3 separate regions of the Homo sapiens genome follow, and regions 1 and 3 are each linked to region 2. The links are chromatin loops, found by intact Hi-C in ENCODE. Cell type or tissue: endothelial cell of umbilical vein. All regions are shown on one strand.

Region 1 (8,000 bases), 170 kb before region 2:
CATTTTTAGAAAAGCATACCCCCTTGTTCACAGAAGTCCTTCTCTTATCCAAGTGTCTCCCCCAGTCTCCTCAGAAAGAAAGCCATGGGCAACCTACTGTTGTATAAAACCAGAGATTCTCCCACCTCAGATTCTTCATTCCCAAAATAAAATGGGTCAGAAAAATACTATTCCTCCCAGCGCTAACAGTTGATGATCCCATGAACCACACTACTTACTAATTTACAATGTTTTTTTTCCCCCAATAATACTCAGTTCTAGGTCCACATTTAAAAAAAAAACTATATGGATTTTAAGTCAACAAATCTGAGATTTTTTAAATATTAAAAAGAAAAAAATCTATGAGTCCCTATCTGGGATTCAAAATGAACTACACTACAAAGGCAGAAGAAGTACAATGCTATGAATGGCAGACATTATTATTATTTTTTATTATTATTACACTTATTTAAGAGTTATGACCAAAAAGTACTGAGAGAGCACTGATTAAGCTATGGACGCTACCTGGGTCCAAATCCCACCTCTTCCACTTACTAGTGATCTCTGACAAGTTATGTAGCCTCCATGTATTTCAGTTTTCTCATCTGTAAAACAGGAACATTCATAGTTGTCCTTTTTTTTTTTTTTTTTTTTTTTGATATACGGAATCTCGCTCTGTTGCCCAGACTGCAGCGCAGTGGCACGGTCTCGGCTCACTGCAACCTTTGCCTCCCAGGCTCAAGTGATTCTCCTACCTCAGCCTCCCGAGTAGCTGGGATTACAGGCACCTGCCACCGTGCCCAGCTAATTTTTGTGTTTTTATTAGAGAGAGGGTTTCACCATGTTGGCCAGGCTGGTCTCGAACTCCTGACCTCAGGTGATCCGCTCACCTTGGCCTCCCGAAGTGCTGGGATTACAGGCATGAGCCACTGCGCCCGGCTGAACATTCATAGTTCTTTACTCAGAAAGTCCCTATGAAGATTAAATTGGTTAATATTTAAAAGAATATAAATAATTTGGCAGATGGTAAGTGCTATATATGTGTTTATTAAATAATAAATTAAGGGCAAGTATTTTGCTCAGAAAGAATTAGAATAAGGTCTTCCTATCTCATGTGGTTTTAATTGCTGGCTATAATATGAAAAACTGTCTCCTTACCAGGAGAAGGTCTTCTGCATAAAGCACAAAGCAGCAATGCATTTTGTTTATTTGACTCAAGTAAAAAGTTCAGGAATAACTACTTTGATATTTAAAGTTCTCTATAATGCAGACAACAAATAGCTCTAGAAAAGGAATAAACAGCCACAAGTCAAGTATAGGTGTTTTTGTTTTGTTTGTTTGTTTGTTTGTTTTGAGATGGAGTCTTGCTCTGTTGCCCAGGCTGGAGTGCAGTGACACTATCTTAGCTCACTGTCAACATCTGCCTCCCAGGTTCAAGCAATTCTCCTGCTTCAGCCTCCCGAGTAGCTGGGATTACAGGCGCGTGCCACTATGCCCGGCTAATTTTTGTATTTTTAGTAGAGACAGGGTTTTACCATGTTGGACCAGGCTGGTCTCGAACACCTGACCTCAGGTGATCCACCCACCTCGGCCTCCCAAAGTGCTGGGATTACAGGTGTGAGCCACCGTGCCCAGCCCAGTGTTCTTAACTAACAACATAATTAATGATTAATTGGGATTAGGTGGGGAAGTGCTGAACCAAAAATAAAAAACCCACCAAAAACCCTCAAAAACTAACAAAAAAAACCCCCACCAAACCAAAAGCACAAAAAGTTCAAAACCTCATTAACATTAAAATACTGTCTAAATGCTAAAGGTGGGCAGTCAGGTCGTCGACAGATTATTCCAATTGACAATCTGTAGTTAATCAATGGATTGTTCAATTATTTAATCAGCATTACCTCTGTAGGTTCAGTATCCATAATTCATTTGAAGCTGACACCAGAGAGAGAAGGAAAGTCATTTCTGCTTCATTATTTTAGAACCAGTTAAAGCTGAATCCAGAGACAGAGCCTTTCAACTGACCCCTCAGAATGCCCTGCCTGCACCCACACGTGCCCATGCCCACCCCCCTACTCCCACTCTTAGGTCTCCAGGCATGCTGCCTTTACAATAAACACTACCTTTAGCCATTGAAACGTGGAAGCTTTTGTTAATTCTATTTAAAGACTATGCAGGATGCCAGCTAAATGTCCCGTTTTACATCATCCCTCACCAGACCTGACAGTTGGAAACACTTAGTTCTGCTCTGCTTCCATTGTGTTCCTGAAGTCATTTGAATGATTTAAATCAGAGATAAGTATTTGCAAATGAGCTGAAGAAATAAAGATGTATCTGAAAACTCGAAACCACCTTGTTAAGAATGTGCTCAGTTCTAGCTTAATTCTTGAGGATTTGGTTAATGCTTGTAAATGGCAGCAGCAGCTCTTTTCTGATGGTAACATTTCATGGTTTAGCTTTTAAAGAGTCACCGCCTCCAAGTGTTTTTAAAAATTCCGTTAAAAGATTCCTTAAACTGTTCACGTACAAAATTGAACAAAAAAATTGGGTAAAAGGAGAGTTCTTCATTCACTTTGCAATATTTTCATAACCAATATTAAAACAACAATAATTTTAATATAATCCCATTAGATGGGGCATCTGTTGTATGCCTGCACTAGGCTATTCGCATTACAGACATTACTTCGCTTGATTCCAAAGACATCTCACAAAGTAAGCATCACAAGCTCCACTTTACAGATGAAAATAACAAGGATTGCAGACATTAAGGAGCTTGCCCAAAGTGAGAAGCCGATCTAGGAGTCAATCCAAAACTTAAGTAAATCTGACTCAAATGAAACAAGTTTCCTTCTTATATTTGACTTGTGCAGAAGATTCTAGTTTGACATGACCACTGACCTGCAGGTGGCATTTCTGGGGCACTTCTAAATGTCTCCAGGAGTCCAACTGGAACCTCTCAGTCATAATGAATTCATTTTGGATGGAGAGGAAAAGTTGAAGACTTGTCTGAGACACTGAGTCTTTGCTCTTTCCACCCTTTTTTGCTCCTTCTTTTCCAACAAATCACTTACTCCCTGCAGCCAATCTTTGCAAAGTGCAACCCAGTGAAGCAATTCATTCTATAATGAGAATAGTCCATCGGCTAAACATCCTCTGAGAGTGTTTAAACTTCAAATGAAAAATGCATTAATCCCAACAATTCTTTAAACACCCCAACAGAGGCAGATGTAAGAGAACAAGTCCTTATTTTATGCTTCCGAAGCCCATTTCTGGAGGCATCCTAGCCCACCATCTGCTGCTGCTCCCAATCATGAGGATACCACACACATGGGTTCAATTTACCTTAGCAGCCCACAAGTCACTCTCCAGGCTCAGACTGTTTTCTCATGTGCATCTCTATAAAAATCAAAGCTAACCACTGCAGCGGCACAGAAATGAGTGTTTCAGTACATAATTCCGTCGCTAAAGGCTGAATCTGTACTGCAGCCGATGTAGGGTGAGGGCCTCAGAGTTGAGGAAGAGATATAAATAGCAAGGTTTATAGGGGTTCAGGGAACTAACCTTGTGGATGTTTAGCCTCCGAATGCCTCAAGTCAAATCATAAACCGGAACTCACCTTACCCTTTCTCTTGGACCACTAGAGGGCGCTAGTCGCGACTAGCAGGGCTGAGCCTTACAGGAAGTGGACTCATCATGCCTTTACCACAGGTGGTTGGCACCTGCAGGGAGCCGCACCTGGTTACAGACCCCAAGGTGTGTTTGCAAAATGGGAACTCCATGGTTTTGGCCCAGAAGCACACGAGTTCAAATCCTAATTCTGCTGCTTCCCATTATCTTTAACCACTTTGAGCACATTTCTCACTAGGAAGAGTATTTTGCTCAGAAAGAATTTGAAGGTTTTCCTGTCTCATGTGGTTTTAATTGCTGGCTATGAAAATATGAAAAACTGTCTTCTTACCAAAAGAAGGTCTTCTTCATAAAGCAGCAATGCATTTTGCTTGCTTGGCCCAAGCAAAAAATTCTGGATTAACCATTTTCATATTTAAGGTTCTCTAAAATATAGACAATAAATAGTTCTAGAAAAGGAATAAATGGCCACGAGTTAAGTACAGGTGTTCTTAATTAACAACATAATTAATGATTAATGGGGATAGTATGGGGAAGTGCTGGACCAAACAACAATAACAACAACACATCCTCAAAAACAATGATTGCTGACTGTTCAAAGGATTAATCAGACCAACTAATCTATAGTTCCTAGCATATAGCCAGTGTGGAGTAGATGATAGCAATGTCAGTTCCCCATAGAAAACTAGCAATGGCTCTTGTCTCCAGGACAGGTATGGCTGAAATAGACAAATGAGGACATGAGAAACTTTATAGTGCTGGGGTTAAGAGTGTGGAATAGTGGATTCAGATCCTGGTGAGCAAGTTTCTTAATCTCTCTGTGCCTCATTTTTTCTCTGTAAAATGGGATAATCCTAGTAACCAGTTCATACAGTTGTTGTGAGGATTATGGGAGCACTTAGAACACTGCCTGGCCCACTGGAAGCATTCTGTATGTATTGGCTATTTATTATTACAATAGTAATTAGAATTTACATAAGAGCAAGTGGACACACCCACACACACACACACAAAGCACTCTCAAAGAAGATAGGAAAAGCTCAGAGATGTTTGTCCACAGAAGAGGCCCCTCAGGGGGAGTGTGAGACCTGCCTTCCCCTTTTATTAAAGAGCTATCAAGCAGAAGAAGGTTTTTGATTCATTGTGTTTGGCCCTCAGGGATAAACCAGGCTCAATGGATTTAAGCAACAGGGGATTCGTTTTTGCTCAATTTTAAGAAAAAATGAAAACTGGCTGAGCTGCTCAGAGATGAAACAGGCTTCTCTTAGAAGGGGGTAGTTTCTGGCCACAAGAGGAGTTCAAGCAGCAACTGGACACCCCTTTGGCAGAAGTAGCCCCAGTGTACTGTAAGCACTGACTGAATGATGAAAACAGCTGACCTTTAAGGACCTTCTCAAGACTGAATCTTAATGACAACATGATAAATAATGAAGCCAGAAAAATAGACAGATTCTCCATAAAAATTGCAGGCTACATGATAGAGATACTGACAAAATGCCCTTGAGTCCATCAGATTTGGTCCCCATTTTTTACTGGGCCAGGACTTACTGTTTGGTGTTTGTCCATACCAACTACCCCCTTACAGACAGAGAGCTGTCATAGGAGCTTGCTCACTTCTTAGTCTGAGATGATCTTTCAAGAAAACAGCAAGAAATGCTATTCATTTGAGATGAGGACCTGGTTTTTGGTGAACCATTCCATTTTAATTCATGGCTTATTGGCAATCACTCATTTCCTGCTGGAAATTAATTAAGGCTTGTGTTCTGCAGGAGCTGGTGTTTGCTTTGAATCCTAGACCCTACTGCCAAAACTTTGAAATGACAAAAACACATCTCCAATTTGGGACTCGATGAGGCACATTTGAAGAGCCCCCTGTCGTTCTCAGCTATTCTAATCTGAACAATGTGCTATAAATGTTCTCAGCAACAATGCACAGGGTGGATTTCAGCCACCTGGAAGTGCCTGCTGATTTTACTAAGGAAGAAAAGTGTCACTCGGACTGGACATAAAAAGCCATTTCAAAGCGTAAAAAGTAGTATTTTCACTGTTTAGAGATTTTTAAATTACCCTCTTTATATTGTGCTTCTGTAATCCTTTTATTAAAGAAGTAATGCTCTATGTACAAAAAAGGATAGTAAAATGTCACTTAACTAGAACGCAGTATTCCAGTTAATGAGTTTTCTGTTTAACAGGGGGCCATGATTTATCACTTCCCTAGTTTCTTACCTAAATTTCTTTTAAAATCTATATTCATCTTTGTGGCACTCCTGAGCTTCTGTCTGCTCAGGAGGGTAAGTATCTCTTCTGGTAGTTTTAAGAACTAGCAACAACACTTGCCATAAAGGCAAATTGTGCCCAGCAACAAATGACTGAGGAGATAAAATCATGACCTTTACGTTGAAACCCCGGATCTATACAAAGAATAGGTAACAAGGAGGAAACAAGAAACATTTTTTCAGCCCAGATGCTCTTCTTATGTTCTGAGAAGCTGCTCATGGGAGCAGACCTTCTATTTCGGGGACATACAGAGGATATATAATATGGAATCAATTCTACTTTTACAAGGAAAGGCTACTCCTTACCTCTCTTTGTATAGATATTTCCAATCTCTGGAAGTACACAAAGCTTTGTCATTGATCCCTACCTCACAGCATAGCAGTGGGTACACCCAGTATAATCGGTTGCAATTCTATTAGCCTATTTTCATCTTCAATCTTATTATATCAAGACTGTCTTCCACCATCTTCAAAGATCCCTCCCAATGTCTAGATGTTATATTGTGGTATAATATAATATTTAATAAAGAAGATCATTCCTTGAAAAATAAAAGGGACCCTATTTTTTATTTGAAAAACACAGAAATAATTTTGTCTTCTGACACAATTTGTATATAGATAAATGAAGGGGTATGTTAAAAAATAAAATTAAAAAAATTAAAAAACTGAAGAGGCATTAGCGTATGTAACTTACATTGTATACAAGCAGCAATGATTGGAATCCTCTTTAATCAAAGAAGAAAAAAGTTAGATATTTAAATTCTGAAAACATGATGAAGAGATGCATTCAATGCATTGCTATCAAATTTCTAATTGAAAGCCAAAGTTTTAAATAGCTAAAGCACAACACTGATTCCTGACATTAGATAAAGTATAATTAAAAGTCTAATTTTGACGCAATCGAGCCTGTTTAAATTGGACTCATAGCAGAATGAAATTGGCCCCCTATTTGGGCCACATTATCAAGTTGCCAGGGTCTTGAAAAACTGTCATGACATCTGCAGATGCTATCATGAAAGAGAAGTAGATCCCCGAATTAGCAAATTGCCTTGTGTTCCTCCATAAAAAATTAAGTTTAGTTTAAGAACCTTCATTACTTTTCTTGACATACTAACAACTGTTCACTGAAGATCAAATATATCTAAAACAGTAGGTTAAAGCTTGCAAAGAATACAAAGAGAAGGTTCTAACCGTTCCACTAATAGCAACTACAGCAAGAAAATGAAGAAAAATTCTCAACGAATGAGAGTCCATTTGAAAGCATAGGTGCTTACATGTACTGAGTTCTTACTGAGCACCATGCACTGTTCAAAGTATTTCACATTTACTGACACTTTTACTCTTCCCAGTAAACCTAGGAGTTAGTTGCCGATATCAATTCTATCTTAGGTATGAAGCAGTTGAGGCAAAAGGATTAAATGATTTGTCCAAAGTCACAGAACCAGCAAATGGTGAAGGCAAGACTTGAATCAAGGCAGTCTGATGCCAAAGCCACATTCTTGACCACCAGATCCTAACTCCTGGAGATGACGTAAATACTGCAAATGTCCTGGCATATTGCCGTGCAAACTCAAGGCACAACTCCAATTATTTCCCGAGGATAAATCCTTCAAAGCAAATGTACTGGGTCAAAGCATTTGCACATTTTAAATTTATACCTAGTGCCTAGATGTTGAGTAGAGCCTGGGCTGTCAGGAAAGGTGGGGGAGGGTATTCCAGACGGTAGAAACAGCATGACCAGAAGGACAATGGGGATCACAACCCAGTGGCAGCAGGAGTTGCATGTGTCTAGTGTGTGGAGGATAGCATGGGACGTGGAATGGCGGGTCATGGTGGAGCAGTGGGTGGTGGCTCTCTTAGCATTCTGGCTGCCTTTTCTCTCATTGGATTTATAATCCCCTTGATTCCTTGCAATTGTATTCAATTGTACTAATGCTGTTTGCATTAATAATTTGCTAGAAAAAGAAAGTATTATGGATCTTTCAGTCCTTCCTGGTTCTTAAATTCCCCTGAAAACCCTTGAAAATAGACAGCAAATGATTTGACTATTAAATTATGAGGTGCCAAATTCAGCTCTTTAAAAGCAGCTTCTTTTCTTTGCACTATAAGAAAGTATTA
Region 2 (8,000 bases):
AAAACAGGGCCAAATCAGTGGCTGGGGGTCCTATTGTACAGTTTACAGTCCTTGCTCTTTCTCTCCATGTCCTGCCCAATATAGACCAAGGCCAAGATCCAGAAGAGAGAGGAGCTTCTCTCACAATCTCCCAAGCTCCCTAGCTTAGATCAAGAAAGTAACTCTCCTTCCACTGTCTACCTCACCAGAATTCTCCCACAAATACCCATAGTCCTTTACACCCACCTCCTACCACCAGAGCCTGCTAACAGACAAATGCAAAACAAAAGCAAAGACATGAGGTTGAATTTTTTAAATATCATTAGGTCAGTCCTTTATCTTCATGCCAAGTTCAGAAGGACAGGTATAGCCTTGATGTTCAGACAATATACACCATGAGTTTTAAAATACTGAAATAGTCAAAAAAACTCCAGCTACCTACCCACCCATCCACAGACCCTGGGGACTCCCAGACCTCCCCATGACCAAGCAGCAAAAATATTAACGCCTGGCCCTGGTACAACAGGGTATCTCCAGGATCTATTACCCCCCTGCTGTCTGTTGTGATTGTTTAGTGCCTATGTTAAAGCTTTCGACTACCACCCTTAGAGCATCCACAGCCTCACTGTGACTTGGTAGGTGGCCAGCAAATTATGCATGGCACTGCAACCTCTGGGTGACATCTTCCATTCCATATGGTGGTCAAGACAACAAGACCAGTGATTATACTGCTTTAATCACTTCAGGAACAAGAGATAATTTCTTCACATCCTAAACAGCCCCAAATTCATCATTTTTGAATGTCCTGTAACATTACCACGCTTTTACACAAGAAGCAGCAAAAATACAGAGAAGCTAAGTGATTTGCCTAAAGTCATGCAGCTTACTGGTGAAAGAACTAGGAGGTAAACTCAGGCCTTTGATTCAAGATCTGGTTCTTTTTTGTCTTCAACACACTGTCTCACTAAGGTACAATATAAATAGCCAGATAACTTGAACTGGCTTGATTCTGGAAGGGCAAATACGAGCTGAGAAGAGTAGAAAAGGGATGCCTGGGGAAGAGAAAGGCAACCTTAAGAAAGGCTGGGTCCCTTGTAGTCCACTGATCAGCATGAAGACCCAGAGAACCAAAGAGCCTGCAAGATAGCTCATTATATTCCAGATAACTTGACTCCTGAGTGCAGTCTAGGTTTTTTTTTTTTTTTTAAAAAAGACCTGAAATTCTTCTGGTCTTCTCCTTAGTGACTATGTCCTTTCTTTCAGGAGGGCTTCCTTGGAAACTCACTGCTGCAATGCTCAGAAGGAGCTCTTTTCAACTTCTTCTTTGGTTGGTATTTCACTAACGTCCTCTCTATTACCCTCAATGCATCACCCAATCTCTCTCTCATTGGTGTTTTTGATGATTTTTGTCTCCTCCACCTAGCATGTAAGGTCCGTAACAGCAGGGATTTTGTCTACTTTTTTCACCACCCCAGAATCCAGTCTAGGATTGGCAGTAATAGGTGAGCAAGAAATATGTGTTACAGAAATGCACATAATGAAAGTCATCTACCTGGATATACCAAAATGTGTTTTCATAGAATACTTTCATTCTCAATGTGATGTTGGCTATTCTCTCCCAAACAAGAAATTATAGAGAATTATTTAAAATACAGTTTAGAATCATCACTGTATACAAATCCAGAGCTTACGCTGAAACTCCCTTTTCTAAATTCTGCAAAGTCTCTTTCTCTTTCCTCTGCCCTTCACTCTCTTTCTCAGTAAATCCATCATCACATCACCTCTCTATTCAAGGATCTCAAAATGGGCAAGACCGTCTTGTTTATTGCTGAACTGCATTTTCTTTGTCTTTTTTTTCCCTGACACAAAGCATTTAATCTGCGTCTGAATTTATTGTTTAGATTCTATTCCATTTACAGAAACATTCAGTACAATTAGACTGGAACAGAAAGAAGAAAAGTGTGAAGCCCATGGTAAAAAGATGTATGTTTACATCCTTGCCTACAGCATTTAATAATTGGCACGAGCTTTCAAGGAAGCTGTGGTTCATACTCCAAGTTCCGTTTGCGCTTCCAGCTGGACAAAATATAGACACAGACGCACTCAGCTAAGTAATTGGATTCACTACCTGGAATATTTAAATTGTTTTCAGACACTGGAAAATGGCTTAAGAAGATTAAAGAAAAATACCCTAGAGGATAACAGGCTATAATTTACTAGGTGGAAAATCTTTTCGGCAAGAAGAACGCCTCATTCTCCTATAATTCCTTCTGATTAAGAGATGTATTAGTCATTTGGACTTAAATTTGCTTAGAGCCTGGCAACTCGGGTTTATTTCAGTAGGTTTTTCTTATCGAACCTTTAGAATGACACCCAGGACATAAAACTGATACCATAATGTTCTCCATCCGAAGATTCGCATGTTTTCAGCTGGATAACTAATTTACGTGTTTTGAAGACAACTGGGGTAGAGGGGAAGGGGAAGTCATTTGAAGTCCTGGGGTCTGGGCCGCTCGTAAAGCATTAGAGACCCCGGCGCTGGGCTAGGCTCTGCCCTACCTGGCAAACGGTGCAGGTAAATCGTGGGGCAAACTCTCAACCTGTCTATTTCAGGCAGAAGACTCCAATCAGCTCAGTTCTCAAAAGTCAGCCCTCCCCACTTGCCTGCAGGCCCATGAGCCCTCCAGGACCCCTCAAGGGCCCCCATTCTGTTCACGCCCTCCCCAGATGTGTCCCCGCAGCCCTTTTCAGGGACCCTCACTCCGGAGCCAGGCGCTGAAGTTTGGCATCAACGACCACCTGTTGGCTGGACCGTTGTGTCCTCCGCCGCCTTGGCTCCCACAAAAGCGCCAAGAGGGTTCGCAATCACTAAAGTGTTTTGAACTTCAGGTCCTTCCTTCTTGAAATCGGGCAAAAGAGGTAATAGGGGGTGCGTCCGCAGGCGGAGAGGGACGCGATTTGTTCACACCAGGCGCTTTCCAGTTGGTCCCAACTTCACACTCCCTACTTTCCGAACTCTCAGGACCTGTCACCAGGCAAAGCTTGCCCCTCCCTCTCCACTGGCCCAAAAGATGTAAGACCCTCAGGGGGCGCCTGCCAGACCCAGAAAGGATGGCAACTACTGAAGCCCGATGAAACAGGAGCGCGCGCAAAGCTTCTGCCCTTGGACATCCGCTTTGGCAGATGCCAACCTGTGCGCCCGAGGCTGCCCCTGCCCGCTCCCAGTGCGCCCATTGCATAACGCGCCCCTTGCCCCACCCCCACGACGCCCGCCCTGCCCGGTGCCCGAGCCAGCGCCCCGACTCGGGCCGCCCCAATACTTACATCATCCCACTTGACGAATTTGGTGCCCTTCTTGAGGCTGTCGGACACGCACACGGGCTTGAGTTGCAAGGCGTGCACTCCGGGTTGAGCCCCGGCCATCTGGGCTCATCTGGGCTCCGGGCGGCCCGGGCGAGCGCGGCAGGGACTGGGGACCGTGCGCGGGGCGCGGGGCGCGGGGCGCGGGCTCCTTTCTCTGCTCCGGAGGCGCTCGACTCTGCTCCCCGCCGGCCTCCCCGGCCTCCCGGCCTCCGCACCTCCCTCCGGCGCCGCTCAGCAGGCAGAGCGCGCGGGGGCGCAGCGCCCGGCCATGCCCCGGGCGGGACGCGAGGTCTGGAGCCCGCGGTGGATGAGGAGCCTCGGAAGGCGAAGAGAAGCCGAGCCGGTCAGCCGAGGCTGCCAGTCGCGGCGGATTCTGCTCCTCCGCCGCCGCCGCCTCAAAGCGCACCATTCAGCACATCCTCTATACACAGAGGGAGAGAGCGAGTGACACACGCCCGGCGCCCCCCCTAACCGCTCTTTTCCCTCCTCCCTCCTCCTCCCCCCCGCCCCCCTTCCCCGCCACCCTCGCTCGCTGGGTCCTTCCTTCCCCCCGCGGCTCCCAGCCCAACTTTGCACGCTGGGTCAGGCGCCAGGAAGCGGGGACGCAGCGGCACCTCCTGGCTCCCGAGCCCCATTGCAGCCAACGCCTGCCTCCCGCATTCGCTCTGAGCATGCCCCGTGCCCTGGTTGCAGAGGTGCTAGGGGTCCCCAGGAGCCTTACGCTCTTTGGGGTTTTCTTGGGAATTTGGGCTCGAGCTCCGGAGCGTCTTTGGATCCCAACTGGCTGGGAAAAGGGGCCCATCGGGAGGAACCAAAGAGGCAACCCCTGGCTTTTGGCTCTAGCTGGAGCTCTCCAGCGCCAGCCACAAACCAGCTTTTTGAAGAGAATTATCATTTATCAGCAGAGAAGAGCGCAGTTGAGAGGCTCTTTGAGGAAACCTGGCCGCGCCTGAGAGTTTGCAGCGCGCTGATCTTGAAACCCGGGCAAACGGTTACGTTGTGCTTTCGAGACAGAAAGCCCATCCTAAAGAAAGCAAAGGTTTTATTTTCCGAGGAAGAAAGAGGGTGCCCTCTCCCGCTCCTCTCCTTGAGTGTGTAGGATGTGTGGCGGGTGGGGGAGAGTCTTATTAATAGAAACTTGCTCATTTAGGAACATAGGTCCAGGAATGTTTGTCTTCACTCCTTCCACAAACATTTCTCAATTCAAGAAAGAAAGGGAGGGAGGGAGGGAAGAAGGGAAAGAGGAGGACCAGAATGGATAAAATTTTAAAGACTGGTAATACCAAATGCTTGAAAGGATGTGGAGCAACTGGAACTCTTTTTTTTTTTTTATTAAGGAGAGAGAGGAGAGGGAGAGAGAGAGTGAGTGAGTGTGAGAGAGAGAAAGAGAGAGAGAGAGAGACACACGCGGGAGGTGGGGGGGCGGAGAGAGAAATAGCTTGGAACTCTTGTTCATTGCTGGAGGGAATATAAAATAGTAAAACCACTTTGGAGAATAGTTTCTTATAAAGTAAGATATTTACTTATCATACAACCTAGAAATTCCACTCCTAAGTATTTGTCCAAAAGAAATGAAAACGTTCAAGTCTGCAGGGACTTGTAAAGTGATGTGAAGAACTTTCTTCTTAGTAGCCTGCAAATGTCAATCAACAGGTGAATGGATAAACAAACTGTGGTATGCCCAAATATTGGAATACTATTCCACAATAAAAATGAGTGGGCATGCAAGATCAGGGATGAATCGCGACTTTAAGCTTTGTAAAAGAAGCCGGACACGATAGACTGTATGCTGCCTGATTCCATGTGTAGGAATTGCAGAATAGGCAAGATATTCTATGTTGACAGAAAGCTTGCCTGTGGCCAGGGATAGGTAGAGATGGACAGGGAAGGGCTACGAGCACCTGATGAGCATGTCGGAAATGTTCTATATCGTGTGTGTGTTTATCAAAACTTGTAAGTTCTGTAAGTACGCCTAAATTGAGTGCAGTTTGTTTTAAATAAATTATATCTCAAAAAGGTTGATTTTTAAAAAGAAGAAAGAATACGAAGAGAGAAAAATGGAGAGAAACACTACATTCTCTTAATCCTTCATTCTCCCTGTTCTCTGCCCTCAGGACTCCAAGGCCCAATGCTTATGAACTCAGTCAAAAGATTACCAAAATCCAATACAGAAATTTGCTATTAAATATTTCAATGCATTTAAAATATACTTATTGGTAGCCAGCTGTATACTAGCCACTATTGTAATCACCATGGATAACCTGGTGAACAAGACCCATGACTCTTGCTGTCATTTGAGGGTCTTGCCTTGTGCTTGGAAGCCAATTGCTACAAAGAATTTCATGAAAAACTGACTGGTTTCATTTTGATCACATGTCCCTAAACTAAAACCTGAATGGTCCACAGTCCCTCTAGCCAGCAGCCTTGGCTTGCTAATTACCTCACAGAAGGTATCAGTCACCGTCTCAAGTCGATTTTCTCTACTTCAGAGTACTGCAATGAAACTCTGCTTCCAGGGCTCCAGAACTTCTCAATTGTCCTTACAACTGATCATACCAAATTGTTTTCCTTTCCTTTCCTTTCCTTTCCTTTCCTCCTTTCCTTTCCTTTCTTTTCCTTTTCTCCTTCTATCTCTTTGTTATTTACTGGAAAGATTATTGGCCAAATAGTTTTTACCTGTCACAGTGGCTTAGGAAGGCAAGACAGGGCTGCGCTCACTAGAAGAGGAGATTGGAGAGTTACAATGAGCTCTAAGCAAAATAAGAAGTAGATTGAGCCTCCTGTGGTAGTTTATTGCATCATAGCTCTCTGCTCCCTGCTCCTTTCTGCGTCCACACATTTTTCTTTGTGACCTTACAGTTTTTACTAGACACCCTGTTTATTTATCCATCCCATTGATGTTGGACAATGTGACTTGCTTTGGCCAATGGCATGTTTGAAGATGTGATATTAGCAAAGGCTCAAAATATGCTTTGAGGTTGGGCTTTCCCTCTTGGGTTTCTTATCATTTCCATGAGATAAACATGCCTCAGGGAGCCTCTGATCTAAGGAGACAATCAGGACAGACCTAAGCCCCATTTACAGCTTGGAAGCAAGTCCAGTAGAAACCATCCTAGATCTCCCAGACTCAGCCAACCTGCAGACTCATGAACATGACAATAAACGTTCATTGTTGAATGGCACTGAGTTGGGAGTCATTTGGTAACCACCATTATTGGCAATGGATAGTTGAGTATTTCATCTAGCATCCCTGATTCCTCCCAGCTGTTGCTGTGAACGTGGACGTAAAAAGGAGAGAACGCTGTAGAAATCTGAACAGGATTTGTCTTCAAGACAAACATGGGCTGCAAGAGTTTCTTCAGCCAGCAAAATGACGCAGTTTGTTAAAGGAGAACTACAGGATAAATACCTTCAACATGTAGCATGATGCTTGAAGCAGCATGGTTTAACTCCCTCATTTTCCACACCTTTTGTTCAGTATACAAGATAGAAATGTTTCTAAAGTGTGGAGTTTTTTTGTTTTTTTCCCATTCTTTTTTTTAAATTATTATTATTATACTTTAAGTTTTAGGGTACGTGTGCACAACGTTCAGGTTAGTTACATATGTATACACGTGCCATGTTGTTGTGCTGCACCCATTAACTCATCATTTAGCATTAGGTATATCTCCTAATGCTATCCCTCCCCCGTCCCCCCACCCCACAACAGTTCCCGGTGTGTGATGTTCCCCTTCCTGTGTCCAAGTGTGGAGATTTTTGCTATGCAAAGGGATCTGTAAGAAATCCAAAATTGTGTGAGCCAGGCCTGTGATCCGTCAAGTTCGGTGCTGTGTACTGTTTTTTGAAACAATAGGAAGGTCTGTTTTTTGTGAGAGCACAGAATTGCCCTCTGGGAATGTCAGCCTCAGGGAGCTGGCAAAGCTAACCTTTATTGAGCACTCACTGTGGGTCAGAGCACTAAGCTAAGCACTTCCCAGACACTAAAAAACATAACCCTTCCTATTCAACACCACTCTCCACCCTCTTTTTCTTGTAAGCAAACCCTGACTTAATTTGGGTGGTCGTCATGCTTAGGAAACATGGCCCCTCTCTCTTTCCAAGGAACAAACTATGATTGGCCTAAACTAATGTCAATAATTCCATTCCCCTTTGTCTGTAACTGGTTTAAGAGCTATATGAGGGGCTCAGTTCTGACTAATGTCTTCAGGGAAATTCTCTTTCTCTGTCTCATATTGTTATGTAAAGAGGACACTGACAAGAAAGATGCAAAGAAACCTGGTCCTTCATGAGCTTTTTAAACCCTTTAAATTTTCTTTAGACTTTTTAATGAGTGAGATAATAAATCTCTTTATTATTTAAGCTTTATTGTTACTCTCAGCTGATCTGGTAGATAATATTATTGTATGCTATTTTACTGATTTATATACTAAAGTTTGGAGGATGGATTAACCTCCTCCAGTTACAAAATTCGGAATTGAGATGGAGACCTAGGAAGTCTGACTTTAGAACCTAGACTCTTAACTACCATGGTAGATACTTCTACAACTTATAAGGCAGATATGAGTAGTTTCTCTCTCCTTTTAACCACAGTGTAATATAAATAGTCCTAATTTCCCTAGAAACTAGATTGTGGTATGTACTCCAGTCTCTTGTCAGCT
Region 3 (8,000 bases), 400 kb before region 2:
AGTCACCTAAGCTGTTTATGTTCTCACTTCTGTTTATTTCCACCAGTGTGTTTTATTAATGTTACTTATTTAAATAACAAAAAAACAAAGAACAACAAATGGAAGAGAGAAAGGAAGGAAGGAAGGAAGGAAAGAAGGAAGGAAAGAGGACAGAAAAAAGAGAAAGAAGAAAGGAAGGGAAAGGAAAAGAAAGGAAGGAAGGAAGGAAAAAGAAAAAGAAAGAAAGAAAGAAAGAAAGAAAGAAAGAAAGAAAGAAAGAAAGAAAGAAAGAAAGAAAGAAAGAAAATAAAGAAAAGAGGCAAGTATCTACCCTGTTCCAAGCATAATATTAGGCACTGGGGGATAAAACAGTATAACAGTAAAGTCAGGTGAATATTTCCCGACCTCAAAGGGAGACGTTTTAACTTGTTAATCATCTTTAATTCTATGTTCCCAGAATCATGATTACACATAGAATCATTGCTAAATATATGTCCATTGGGTGACTGATCTGTCCTTGAATGAATGAATATGTTCAGGTTGGGAAAATATATTGTACAAGTTTGTTTGAAGTGTGTCAAAACCAGAGACAAATGGTTTTAAATTATTTTCCCCAGAGCATTTTTTTACTTGAGAGTCTTCAAGATACTAGGTCTTAGCATTCATATAACTGGTTCCATTTGTCATATAGAGTAAGTAACTGAAGAAATTGTTCTGTATTAATCCTAAGTTCCATTTATTCTACAGCTATGACAAACTGAAAATGAGAATTAAGGGCACGATGAAAATATTTGATTACTTTTTTAAGGAGAGGGGTAGTTAAGGAGTTAGCTGTAGGCCAGGCACAGTGGCTCATGCCTGTAACCCCAGCACTTTGAGAGTCTGAGGCGGGTGGATCCTGAGGTCAGGAGTTCAGGACCAGCCTGAGACAGTGAAACCCTGTCTCTACTGAAAATACAAAAATTAGCTGGCGTGGTGGCAGGCGCCTGTAATCCCAGCTACTCAGAAGGCTGAGGCAGGAGAACCACTTGAACCCGGGAGGCAGAGGTTGCAGTGAGCAGAGATGGCACCATTGCACTCCAGCCTGGGTGACACAGTGGGACTCCATCTCAAAAAAAAAAAAAAAAGTTAGCTGTAAAAATAAAATGGGGAATAGAAAGTTTAAGATAGTTTTTATTTATTGTCTCATTTTCTGGTCACAGAATTGGTGCATTGTACTTTGATATCAATAAATAGGGTTGTTTAATATGTCTGACATAAAAGAGTACCTTATCAGCTGGGCACAGTGGCTCATACCTGTAATCCCAACACTTTAGTAGCCCAAGGCAGGAGGATCACTTAAGCCCAGGAGCTCAAGACAAGGGTGGGCAACATAGGGAGACTCCATTTCTACAAAACATTTTTTAAAAATTAGCCAGGTGTGGCATAACCTGTGGTCCTAGCTACTAGAAAAGCTTTTGAGGTGGGAGGATCATTTGAGCCCAGGAGCTTGAGCCTGCAGTGAGCCATGGTTGCAACACTGCACTCCAGCCTGGGCAACAGAGCAAGACCATGTTTCCCAGAAAAGAGTACCATATAAGGGGAATGTGCTACAAAGAAAGCAAAATAATGCTTAGGGTTAGTTAATTTGTGGCCTACTGACATGCTTCTAATAAGTGAATTTTTTACATAATGTCCTTTTTTGTTGATATTTGCAAATATCTCTTTATTTCATAAGATATGTGAATATTTCAATTGTCTTGACTATTTGCTGATTAATCACAAGCAAGATTAACTGAATGTACAGAATATTAATCCCCTAGAGCAAATAACAGCCCTGGTCATTTATTCTTACATTTGGAAACAGAATAAGAATTTTGTTATTCATCAAAGAGGGACTCTAGTCAACATTTCTGATTGACTAATTTGTTGATGATTCAGGTGGCCTCTAGTGAGTTCCGTTTCATTTACTTCCTTAGTTGTTCTATCAAGCAGTCTATGATGATGCAAAGGTAGTCTTTTTAGCTCGGGACACTTTTCTTCAGTTGAAAGTAGCTTGTATCTTTTCTCAAAAAATTCCAATTAAAATATTAGTTATTGTTTATTTTAAAATGCATAAAACACTATACTACTAAACATTTCCAAATTTCCTCTGGGTGTCACTGCTCTATTCTGATAGATTTCCGTAGAAAATTATTATATTGGAGAATTTTAGGAGGCTCCATTTTAGAGCATTCTAACTGGCAAAGTGCTACTTAAAAGCTTTTACACTCTATAGCTGATTGTCAGAAATATTCATTTTGTGTTCATGGTGTTACACATGGTGTTACAGTAGGTAGCTAGTCAGGCATGAGCGGGGCAGGAAAGGGCTCCCCGCACACCCCACCAAGAAAGTCAGGTGACCCTGGGCAGGTGGCTGTTAACTGTCTCTCTAAAATAATAATTGGTCACAGCCAGCACCAGGGAAAGGCAGTCTCCCTATATAGATAGGAAATACCTGAAACTGGTGATGCGCAGCTTCCTCATGAGATCTCAGGAGTTGGGCGAGTGAGCTCACACATGTACATTAAGAGGCAAAATGGCAAAGTTTAACTGGTATATGACCTTCGGAGGGCATTCCACCGGAAAAGGGACAAAAGATGCAGGAAGTAGGACAGCATGTAAAAACTGTAAGTCCGGGATCAAACAGTGCACTTGACCTCCAAGATGTCCACATGACCCTCTTCCAAGTGTACTTTACTTTCTTTTCATTTCTGCTCTAAAGCTTTTTAATAAACTTTCACTCCTACTCTAAAACTTGCCTCTATCTCGTCTTCTGCCTTATGCCCCTCAGTCAAATTCTTTCTTCTGAGGAAGCAAGAATTGAGGTTGCTGCAGACCCGTATGAATTTGCCATTACTAACTTGAATAACTTCCACTGCTAACAATATCTCTGTAGGTAGATATTTTTATCACATGCATATTTCTAGGGAAGATGCTTGCTCTATATTGCATATCCCTCCCTACCTTATGGGAATCTTGGAAATCAAATGTTCTTTGCTGTGGTAGCTTGTGTTCAAAGGCTTCCATCAAGCCCTTCCTTTGCCGCACTGTATGATATTCCCCCATGCAGCAAAGGAGTCTACCCTTGCATCCCCTTTAATCTGTGCTGGCTTGGGATTGTGTTGAACCACTGAATATGGTAAAATGGATTCTCTCTCAGTTCTCGATCTAGTTGTTAAGAGGACTGGCACTTTCTTCTTGCCTTTTGTAGTACCAAGTGGCCATGTAGGAAGACCTGGCTACTCTGCTGTCAGGAGATGCTACAGATAGGAGCACGGAGATATGGGGCCGGTGAGTGATGATCACCTGGGATGTCTAGCCCAGTGAGCCTTCAGATGACTTCAGCTTCAACCACCATCTTGCTGCAACTGTTTGAGAGGCCCCCAGTGAGAACCACCCAGCAGAGCCTATGTAGGTTTTTTGGGTGGTTTGCTCTGCAGCAATAGGGCACTAGAACACATGCTCTCTTAGTAAAATACTGTGGTTGGACACAAGCATGAATGATGGAGAAGTACGAGAGGAGAGAGAACTACAAAGCCGGAAAGATCAGCATGAGAAGATCAAAACTCAAACCACAACAAACTCATCCGGCGCCTAACATGGTGGTTTTTTTCCAAATTTTTTTTTCTTCTTGTATATCCATGAACTTTCTTTCTCTTAAGAATCATTTCTTTCATTATAAACTAATATAATAGCTCTGGAAAACACCTGGAAACTAGAGAAGAGAAAAATGTTTCTCCATTATCCCCTCATCCTTACATGACTTCAGTTAGCTATTTGGTAATTTCTCATCACATTCTTTTTCCTCCATCATGTGCATTAAGTTTCATTTCCTTAAAATGATAGTCAAAGGGAAATCAAGTTTAGTGGTGCCTGAAACTTGTATAACTTCAGGAGGGAAAAAGAAAAATATTATATTAAAATAAAATTAAAATAATCTTAGTTTAAAAATTTATACAAAAGCCTATAACCATATGAAACACAGTTACAGCCTCCGTAAGGGCCTTTGAAGGGCTTCCGTAAGTGAGAGATCCTGCAACTAAAGTTTCACCAGCATCATGGTAAAACTACCTTTGACCATAATAATGTATATATGAAATAGCATCCTGTTATTTTCTCTTTTATTATATCAAAATAATTTTTCATGTTGAAGCTTAGCCTTTATAATATGAGCTTTAAAGACTGCACATTCTTCTGTTGAGTCAGTACACTCTAATTACACTAATGTACAGTTTATGAACCTTGGAGCTACTCACATTTTGGGCTGGATAACTCTGTTGTAGGGGCGCTGTCCTTTGCCAAATGTCCACTGGGGGGCAAAATTGAGAGCAACTACCCTAATCAATCCTCTATCCTGGTTACTTATATTATTTCCTTTTTCATGATTATAATTGAAACATTTTCATGCATGTGAGTTTATTCAATTTTTTAACTTCTTTCCCTTAGAAATGGAACTACTATGTTAAAGGGAATGGCATTGACATGGCTTTTAATGTATACTCCTAAATTTTCTTTCCCAAAAGCCTTATAGTTTTCTGAAATGTAGGACAACACATTTTACTACAGATGTAGATATGTTTAATATATAATAATTGCATATTCTAATTACAACAAAATAGTATATGTTAACTATATATTACACTGAAGATATCATACTTAAAACAGTTTTCTTTCCTTTTTTTTTTTTTTTTTTTTTTTTGCCCATAAACTCTATTTTCTGAAAAACCTATGCTCTAATAGAATGGTCAGCTAAGAAATTCCAAATTGACTCTATCCTTTTTTTTTTTTTTTTTTTTACTTTAAAACTCTAAAAATTATATTTTGGAAAAGAATTGCTCTATTTCCACCAACCAGGAGAAGGAACTTGAAGATATCTTTCTAGACTGTTGTTTTTCTTACCATCTGCATGCTTGAGCCCTTCTCAGGGAAAATCTATATTTAAATTCAGAAAGCAAGCAGTAAAATTGTTTCAACATGATGCATTTGCTGATATAAGGAAACTGTAGGCTTCCTGCTCCCCACGGTGGTTCAGGAGCAGGGATTAAGACACACCCAGCTTCCCAGCCTGTGTCTACACCTGTCAAGATGGATAATTAACTGCTCCCCCACTTTTTCCCTGTCCATCACCGCAAAAGCTCCATTATTCTCCCTTCCTCAATTCCAAAGAGAAACGCATATCTCAGTTGCTTTGTATCAGGAATAGAATAAAGAAAAATGGCTTTTTGCTCTGTCTGATGCCTGCTGACAACATCCCAGCTCTCTGAGGGGAAGCTCTGGATCCTCTCTCCCAGATGGCTGGAAGCAACGCCCCCGTTGTTTCACTCCAGTTCCACAAGGTAGGGCAGAGATCTCTCAGCAGGGACTCCAACAGCCTATGCCCTTAAGGAGTCCATAAGCCCCTCCTACAGAACTGCCTTCCTCACTCCACTCCAATTTTAGGGAGTGACTGCCAATGCTCTAAACCATGAGGACAGGTTTTGTAGTGGCTGGAGGAATTGACATAGTAACAGGCTGTCAAAGAAGTAAATATAATGGTTTCATTAAAAGTCTGTCACAAGGGCCGGGGGCGCAGTGGCTCCTGCCTGTAAGTCCAGCACTTTGGGAGGCTGAGGTGGGAGAATTGCTTGAAGCCAGAATAACCGGGCATGGCAGCGCCTGTACCTGTAGTCCCAGCTGCTGGGGAGGCTAGGAGTGTTCCTTGAGCCCAGGAGTTCAAGGCTGCACTGAGCTGTGATTGCACCACTGCACAGCAGCATGGATGACAGAGTGAGATCCTGTCTCAAAAATAAAGTCTGTCACAGAAGGAATATTCCACGATCATTCACATTCATCTCAAAGATGATGCCTTCCTTACACCTTATACAAAAATTAATTCAAGATGGATTAAAGACCTAAACGTTAGACGTAAAACCATAAAAACCCGAGAAGAAAACCTAGGCATTACCATTCAGGACATAGGCATGGGCAAGGACTTCATGTCTAAAACACCAAAAGCAATGTCAACAAAAGACAAAATTGACAAATCGGATCTAATTAAACTAAAGAGCTTCTGCACAGCAAAAGAAACTACCATCAGAGTGAACAGGCAACCTACAAAATGGGAGAAAATTTCCGCAACCTACTCATCTGACAAAGGGCTAATATCCAGAATCTACAATGAACTCAAACAAATTTACAAGAAAAAAACAAACAACCCCATCAAAAAGTGGGTGAAGGACACGAACAGACACTTCTCAAAAGAAGACATTTATGCAGCCAAAAAACACATGAAAAAATGCTCACCATCACTGGCCATCAGAGAAATGTAAATCAAAACCACAATGAGATACCATCTCACACCAGTTAGAATGGCAATCATTAAACAGTCAGGAAACAACAGGTGCTGGAGAGGATGTGGAGAAATAGGAACATTTTTACACTGTTGGTGGGACTGTAAACTAGTTCAACCATTGTGGAAGTCAGTGTGGCGATTTCTCAGGGATCTAGAACTAGAAATACCATTTGACCCAGCCATCCCATTACTGGGTATATACCCAAAGGAATATAAATCATGCTGCTATAAAGACACATGCACACGTATGTTTATTGCGGCATTATTCACAATAGCAAAGACTTGGAACCAACCCAAATGTCCAACAATGATAGACTGGATTAAGAAAATGTGGCACATATACACCATGGAATGCTATGCAGCCATAAAAAATGATGAGTTCATGTCCTTTTTGGGGACATGGATGAAATTGGAAATCATCATTCTCAGTAAACTGTCGCAAGGACAAAAAACCAAACACCGCATGTTCTCACTCATAGGTGGGAATTGAACAATGAGAACACATGGACACAGGAAGGGGAACATCACACTCTGGGGACTATTGTGGGGTAGGGGGAGGGGGGAGGGATAGCATTAGGAGATATACCTAATGCTAAATGATGAGTTAATGGGTGCAGCACACCAGCATGGCACATGTATACATATGTAACTAACCTGTACATTGTGCACATGTACCCTACAACTTAAAGTATCATAATAATAAAATAAAATAAAATAAAAAGGAAGAAAAAAAATTGCATTTCCTCCTTCCATTCATCCTTCTGTACCTCTCCTTCCATCTGCCTTCCTGCCTTTTTTCCTTTCCAGGTCTCTTTCTTCTTCCTCCCTCTCACTGGCCCATTTCTTCTCCTTCCTCCAAAGTGTTTTTATCAAATGTCATGAAAATGGAAGTGTAACCGGGATTATCTTTTAATCTTAATATATTCCCCTCCATACTCTCAAATTCCACAGATGGCTTTATGGTTTTGCTCTATTTCTGTTTAATGTGAATCTTTAGAATCAGTTAATAGAAATCTACCATATTTAGCTCCTGGAAATGTCCTTAATGAAAGCTGACAACAAATGGAGTGCTTATGACAGGGAAATGGAAAGTGAAGACAGGAACATGAGGACCTCTCTTGCAACTCCCTGGGAAGTTTGGGGAGGTTGGTGTGAAATGCAGGCCAGGTGGCATAAACCATATGTGTGGAAGAGATTGCTTCCCCAGCAGCTGCCTAGCAACCAAAATGTGTACCTGACAGGGCTTTTAACGGGCAAGGTGATGCTGTGCCTAGGTACTTAGTAAATGATAAAACAGCTTTCTTGCTGAAGGATCTGATACTGCTCAATAGCTCAGAAGAATCTAATACGTTCCCAGTTTAAACGCTCATTTTGTTTTATTTAAATAGAAATACTCCAAAAGGTAGGCAATGTAGATTGATTGTAAAATATATTAGACTGGCAAATAAGACACTAATTTTAGATTAAGGTAGGAAACAAAATACCAATGCCCTGAAGAAGGTAATAGGCCCCTCTAAACCCCAACTTAACCATTACTTAAGCTTTGGGTATTAGGTTAAACAGAGCCCAGTAGATCAGATTTTAGCATTAAACTCACTATCATTTTTACATTGCTATATACATAAATTTCCATTTCTAGTTTTTTATGTAATCAAAAGAAATTAAACCA

The links. Hi-C counts contacts between places; a loop is a spot of excess contacts. Peaks named below come from ENCODE experiments on the same cell type or tissue, not always from the same donor. Only the 100,000 strongest peaks of a DNase experiment are listed, where the experiment ranks them.
Region 1: it touches region 2 in a loop (10-fold over the local background); 40 of 110 quality-filtered maps call a loop at or near these places.
Region 3: it touches region 2 in a loop (4-fold over the local background); 23 of 110 quality-filtered maps call a loop at or near these places.

What each region holds. Positions count from the first base shown.
Region 1 is chr20:8,301,255-8,309,254 of GRCh38, reverse strand. All of the region lies in intron 2 of PLCB1 (phospholipase C beta 1), which reads right to left. Among named protein-coding and RNA genes, the nearest start is that of PLCB1-IT1, 57 kb to the right of the region's middle. In endothelial cell of umbilical vein, a CTCF peak has its summit at 3,621 (motif pointing right); no DNase peak of the experiment used is centred here.
Region 2 is chr20:8,128,054-8,136,053 of GRCh38, reverse strand. PLCB1 (phospholipase C beta 1) reads right to left here and starts at 3,788. Exons shown (of 32, transcript NM_015192.4): 1 at 3,304-3,788. The coding sequence starts at 3,402. RefSeq lists a silencer at 3,563-3,702. In endothelial cell of umbilical vein, a CTCF peak has its summit at 4,002 (motif pointing left); DNase peaks (open chromatin) are centred at 2,033 and 3,903; H3K4me3 peaks cover 2,058 bases; H3K27ac peaks cover 418 bases.
Region 3 is chr20:8,531,902-8,539,901 of GRCh38, reverse strand. The region is part of intron 3 of PLCB1 (phospholipase C beta 1); the gene reads right to left. Among named protein-coding and RNA genes, the nearest start is that of PLCB1-IT1, 290 kb to the right of the region's middle. In endothelial cell of umbilical vein, a CTCF peak has its summit at 4,328 (motif pointing right); no DNase peak of the experiment used is centred here.